Linked DNA regions of Homo sapiens: region 1 is linked to region 2. The links are chromatin contacts, found by Hi-C or POLR2A ChIA-PET in ENCODE. All regions are on one chromosome and are shown on one strand. The core of a region is the stretch at or near the end of the contact, and the rest is flanking DNA. Distances in the headings are between cores, read along the strand shown. Region 1 overlaps PREX1 (phosphatidylinositol-3,4,5-trisphosphate dependent Rac exchange factor 1). Region 2 holds the start of SLC12A5-AS1 (SLC12A5 and MMP9 antisense RNA 1).

Region 1 (2,788 bases), core at 122-2,621, 2.7 Mb before region 2:
ACCTGGTTGTGGAAGAAGCTTCAGGTGAAACTTATAAACTGGTAGCCTGTGGACCAAATCGGGCCTGCAGATGTGCTTTGTGTGATCTGTGTGATGTGTCTTTCGAACTTGGATTAGCTACCAGCATTAAGAGACAGTGTACTGTAGTGGTTAGAGACAGGGTGGGCAAAACTGTGGCCTCTGGGCCAAATATAGCCCATGGCCTGTTTTTATACAGCCTATGAGCTAAGAATGATGTTTACTCTTTTTTTTAAAAGCTTTGTTAAACGAACAAGCAAAACCCCAGAAGAATATGTAGCAGAGAGTGGATGTAGCCAGCAGAGCCTAAAATATTTACCATCTGGCCCTTTACAGCAAAAATGTGCTGACCCCTGGATGAGAGTCAGCCGTTGCAGCCATAAGCAGTCTGGATTTGAATTTCTCTGTCATTTACGAGTGTGTAACCTTGGGCAAGTCACTATCCGTCCCTGTGCCTCAGTTTCTCATTGAAACATAGGGTTCATGTTAATGGTACTTACGGGGTTGTTATGACAAGTAAGCATGGACTTAGTTCTAACGGCAACTCAGCAAGGTAGGCACTGTGATTAGCCCCCTCTTGGAGATGGGGCAGCTGAGGCACAGAGAAAGGAAGTGGCCTTTCCAAGGCCACGTAGTAGATAAGCAGTAGAATCATGATTAGAACCCGGGCATTCTGATTCCAGAGGACCACCCCTAACCATATGGCTCTACTGCCTGCTGAGAAGGATTTTGGGGAGTTAAACTGCCAAAGTGCTGGAGTGTCAGCGATGCTGCCCTTCTCAGTTCCCTAAATGGCGTCTAAGGTCGGTGGCTCTGTGTTTTGAGGCCAGTGTCCTTCTTCTCTGCGTTTCAAAACCTTGAACATCTGACCCATAAGAAGAACCAGCAGCCATGGCCCAGAGCTGAACTGAGGTTTGGTTTCTGGATCTTGCGAAAGTCTGGGTTCCAGCAGGCACTTGGAGCTGCAGCTTCCGTGACATATTTTAACACATGGTGTCGCTGGACCTGTGTGTACGGTGGACTCTAGGCTCGATGTGAGGCCCAGGCATTTCTGAGGCCTGTTCCCATCTCCCCAGGGGCCAGAGTTTGGTCTGGTGGGATTCCTGGGCTCTGGATTCCCAGGAGAACAGAGAGAGCAGGGGCAGAACCGCCCGGCGACCCGTGGAGGAAATGGCCCGCAGGAAAAGCGATGGGGTGGCTGCGGTTTGCTCTCCTGGCCAGACGGCTGTTTACTCTGCCCACTTGCGCTCCGTCGGGGCACGCCTTGTTTCCTTGGTCTCTAGCTGTGTTTATCAAGTAGGAGATTGTGGGGTGGGGGGTGCTGTTTGGGAGAGAACAAGCAGGGCCTTAGACTCCCGTTGGGGCCATGCCTTGCTCCCCGCCTGACAGAACTCCTCAGTGTGTCCGGCCTTTGGCCCCAGAGCGGGAACATTTGCATCAGCAAACACCCGGGGCTCAGGGGAATTCTGTCCCCCCCACCTCCGGAGTTCCTTCTTTCTGTCACATTTTCCAGTGGATTTTCAAAGATGATCCCATGAACTTGAAGCAGCTGAGCTCAACCCCCCAGCCCACCCCCTCTGGCTTCTCCAGATTCAGATGCCCTTGCAGGGGTCCCCGTGGCCCTCTGAGCCCTCTTGTTTGAGCTGAACTCCCACTTGGGGTGGGCACACAATGTTGAGGAGCCTGGGTAGGAAGAGGGAAGAGGCGAGAATGAAAGCCTTTTTGGGAACAGCCCCCAAAAGCTGAACTTGAACGTTGCCTAAGAATAGCTGGAACATTCTATCTCGACTCCTCAGCCGAGGCCCAGGATAGGCAGTTGGCATTTCAGGCTTTGTTGACTTTTCCATTCACGTTGCCAGGGGAATGATTCAGGTTTGGGGTAATGCCCCTGGTGCACAGCTGGCTGGTGCCGGTGGGGGGCCTGACTGTCACTGATCTTCTTAGTTATTTCCTGGTGATGCACACATCTGTGTCGCTGCTCACTGTCCACAGCTGAGAACAAGACAGACCCGGGCCCTGCCCCTTGGAGCTTCCAGACTTGGGCTGGGCCCTGCAGGAGCTTGGAGTGTGTGGCAGGGGACATCCTGGGGCTGACTGCAGGGGACATACCCTGTCTCAGGGGGCAGTTGCCACCTTTGCCCCCAGCTCTCTGGCCGCTTGATCTTGGTCTCCTTTGCTGCTTCCTCATCTCCGGGGCCTCTGAGGAGAGATGGGCCCTGGGCTTAGTCCTCTGGCCGTTTGTTTACCCATCTAGACTTGCTCCTGTGGTGGCCTTATCTACTCTGTGGCCTTTTTTAAAAAAGCATACTCAAGGGTTGTGCAACCATTACCACAATAATTTTAGAACATTTCTGTCACCCCCAAAAGAAACCCCAGACCTATAAACACTTACTGTCCATCCTCCCCTCCTCCAGCCCCTGCCGACCACTTGTCTACTTTCTGCCTCTGTCAGTTCACCTATTCTGGATATTTCCTCCAAGTGGAATCACACAGTGCTGGTCTTTCGTGCCTGGCTGGCTTCACTTAGGCTCATGTCCTCAAGGTTCAGCCACATTGGAGCGTGTCGGTGCCTCCTTCCTTTTTGTGGCTGAATCATCTTCCGTTGTGTGGCTGGACCACGTTGTGTTTATGCACTCATTAGCTGATGGACATTTGGGTCGTTTCCACTTTCTGGCTATTGTGAGTCATGTTGCTCTGAAGGTCCATGTACAGGATTTGTGTGGACATTCCCATGGCCTTAAACTCCGTTTCCACCTGGATGACTTCAGCC
Region 2 (2,700 bases), core at 111-2,610:
TGCTGCCAGATTCAGGATAAGTTTCAGAGGTGAATGGCCAAGACGTGGGGATCAGTTGGATTTGCTGGAAAGAAAAAAGGAAGGGTTGAGAATGGCTCCAGAATTTCTTACTTTCAAATCTGGGAGGCTGGTAAGGTCATTCATGAAAATGAGAAAAGAGATTATGAGAAAGATGAAGAGTGGAAGGAGCCCAAGAAATCCAAGTGGCCACAACCAGGAGGCGTTCGGTTCCCGGGACTGGGGCCATTCGGAATTCCAGGCCTCAATTTGGTCATCTGTACAATGAGGAGGTCCGCCAGATAACCCCCTAAGGGTTACTCTAGGGGTTTCGGCGCTTGGGTTTGCTTCGGGGCGAGCTCACCTGCGGCTCGGCAGCGACCCCTGGCGGTCTGGGGAGGCTTCTCCTCCTCCTTCTCCTCCTCCTCCTCTTCCTCCTCCTCTTCCTCCTCCTCCTCTTCCTCCTCCTCCTCCTCCTCCTCCTCCTCCTCCCCTCGCTGGGGCCACTACAAGCCGATTCGCCTTGTTCCTTCCAGACCCGAGGGCCTCAGAGCCAGGGAGAGGACCCCTGATGAGTGCCCCCTGAGGGGAGACTGTGCACGCGCCCAGGATGCTACTTCTCCACCGAAGGCCAGAAGGATCTTTCCCCTCCCCTATACTCTGTGCCCTGCGTGTAACTTCCATTACAAGACCCTGCACAGGGCCCGCGAGGAAGACGCCCCCAACCCCGCCTGAGCTGGCTCCTCCCAACCCTTACGGAGCTCGAGCAGACAAGGAGCTAAGTGGGTCCCCAAGAGTCGGGATCAGCGACCCTACGGCATCCTCCCTGAATCTCGCTGCCCAGGATCCATACTAACTTCCCTGCCTCCCGTCTCCTTCCCGGGATCCCCAGTCGCTGTCCGCTAAGCCTCCAGGGAGCTAGAGGATTGGAGGATCCGCCAGGCACCGAGGACCCGCTGACCTGGCACCTGCCTCGGCAACCCTGACTCAGTTTTCCTCCCGCCCTCGACCCCACCCCCCTCCCAGGCCCCACTCCCATCCTCCTGGCCCAACTCATTCCCTACTAGTCCCGCCCTTTCCTGACCCCAAACCAACCTAGTCCCGCCGCCTCCCCTTTAGGGGCTCCTGACCATCCCCCTTCAACACACAGCCCCCTTTTTCCCTAGTTCCACCTCCTCACTCTGGTCCCGCTCCCTACTCGAGATGTCCCCGCCCCTTTAGTGCCCTACGGCCTACTCTCCACCTTGACCCCGGCCTTTCCATCACCAGACCCGCCCCCTTCGCCTCCGTCCAAACCCCTTCCCTGGCCCCACCCCTTTCCCTCGTGGCCACGCCCACCTCGCGTTTGGCCCCTCCCCCTCCACACTTTGCGTTCCGCGGCCCCGGCCCCTTGGTTTCCTAGTCCTGGCTCCATTCCCCTCTCAGGCCTAGGGCTGGGACCCCTCCCCGCCCCCGGTCTTGGCCCTGCCCCCTTCAACAGACGGTCCGCCCCGGCCCCTCCCCCTCGTCCCGCCCGGCCCTGGCAGGCCCCGCCCCCTGCGGCCTCTACCTTTGACGTCTTCCCCCGGGAGGTGGCGGGGGTCTGCGACCGAATGCCGGCGGGACTCTGGGTCAGGGCTTCTGGCGGGCCCTGCGGGGGGCAGCGAGGTGACCGTGAACCTGCGGCTCATGGCGCGGAAAGGAGCCAGGCGGCCGCGGCAAGGTCCGGGATCGCACAAGTGGCTGCAACCAGGCTCTAGGAGGGAGAAAGAGCGGATCCCCCAACCCCCTCCGCCCGCCCGCCCCCCGCGAGACGCGGCGCCGCGCAGGGTCCTAGTGCCCGCTGTGCGAAGGGTTCCTGAATCTGGCCACTTCGCTGGGAGGCCCTGGGCTCCCCAGTGCCACCCGAAGGGCCTGAGGAGGCCATCTGCAGGTGAGAGTCGTCCCTACAACGGGGGCACCTCTGTTAGGGTCTCCTAAACACCTGGGGCTCATTCATTCATTCATTCATTCATTCGGCACATGTCGATAGCGCTCCTGTGTTTCGGTCAATGGTGCGAGGGATACGTCGGTGGATGAGATCCACTGGCTTCTTGCCCTCAAGTGGCTTAAATTCTAATAAGGAGAAAAAGATTATAAGTGAGCAAATGCATAGATGAGATCATTTGAGATTGGATGTATGTTTAAAACTAGGGCCATGGGATAATGGGTAAGAGGGAGGACTACTTTAGGGGTGGCCTGAGAAGGCCTCCTAGAAGATGTGGTATTTGAGCTGAGACCTCACTGATGAGAAGGGCCAGCTATGCAAAGATCTAGGGGGAAGAGTTCTCTAGAAGAAGAAACAGCAAATGCAGAGCCTTGGAGTGAGAAGGAGTCCCGACTGTCCAAGAAACAGCAAGGCCATTGTGTCTGGAAGAGAGTGAGTGGAGAAGAGAGTGACTGGAGATGAGGGAGGAGAGAAGGGCAGATCATGTGGTCTTCTGAAGGCTTTGGGGAGGATCCTGGATTTTTTGAGCAGGGGAATGATGTGATCCAATTTATAATTTAACAGGATCATTCTGGCTGCTGGGCGAAGGTTCAACTAAAGAATGGCAAGAGTAGAAGCTGGAAATCTAATTAGGAGGCTCCTGCAGACCCCAAGCTGGGGGGTGATGACAGCCAGACTAGAGTGGTGGCAGTTGTCTGATTCCAGTTAGGTTTTGAAAGTGAAACCATCAGGACCCA

Evidence for each region. Hi-C counts contacts between places; a loop is a spot of excess contacts on that map. ChIA-PET counts read pairs that join two places held with the same protein, here RNA polymerase II (POLR2A).
Region 1: a loop to region 2 is called in a map of breast epithelium, with 31 times the contacts of the local background. The contact joins the enhancer-like site here to the promoter of SLC12A5-AS1 in region 2. A Hi-C loop is called at or near these places in 1 of 168 maps with a recorded cell type or tissue (breast epithelium). POLR2A ChIA-PET finds 5 or more read pairs at or near these places in 1 of 52 experiments (GM12878).

The regions. Positions count from the first base shown.
Region 1 is chr20:48,722,091-48,724,878 of GRCh38, reverse strand. All of the region lies in intron 5 of PREX1 (phosphatidylinositol-3,4,5-trisphosphate dependent Rac exchange factor 1), which reads left to right. Among named protein-coding and RNA genes, the nearest start is that of PREX1, 100 kb to the left of the region's middle. RefSeq lists a cis regulatory region at 1,349 and enhancers at 1,264-1,434, 2,117-2,196, 1,314-2,214, 2,237-2,306, 2,397-2,446. Within about 2 kb of position 1,371, at least 26 of the 41 ENCODE cell types and tissues checked have a DNase peak (open chromatin) inside an H3K27ac peak, as active enhancers do; they include GM12878 and breast epithelium, where a contact is called at or near this core.
Region 2 is chr20:46,020,733-46,023,432 of GRCh38, reverse strand. SLC12A5-AS1 (SLC12A5 and MMP9 antisense RNA 1) reads left to right here and starts at 1,360. Exons shown (of 3, transcript NR_147699.1): 1 at 1,360-1,909. It also overlaps a transcript of SLC12A5 not described here. RefSeq lists silencers at 1,310-1,669, 1,690-1,849.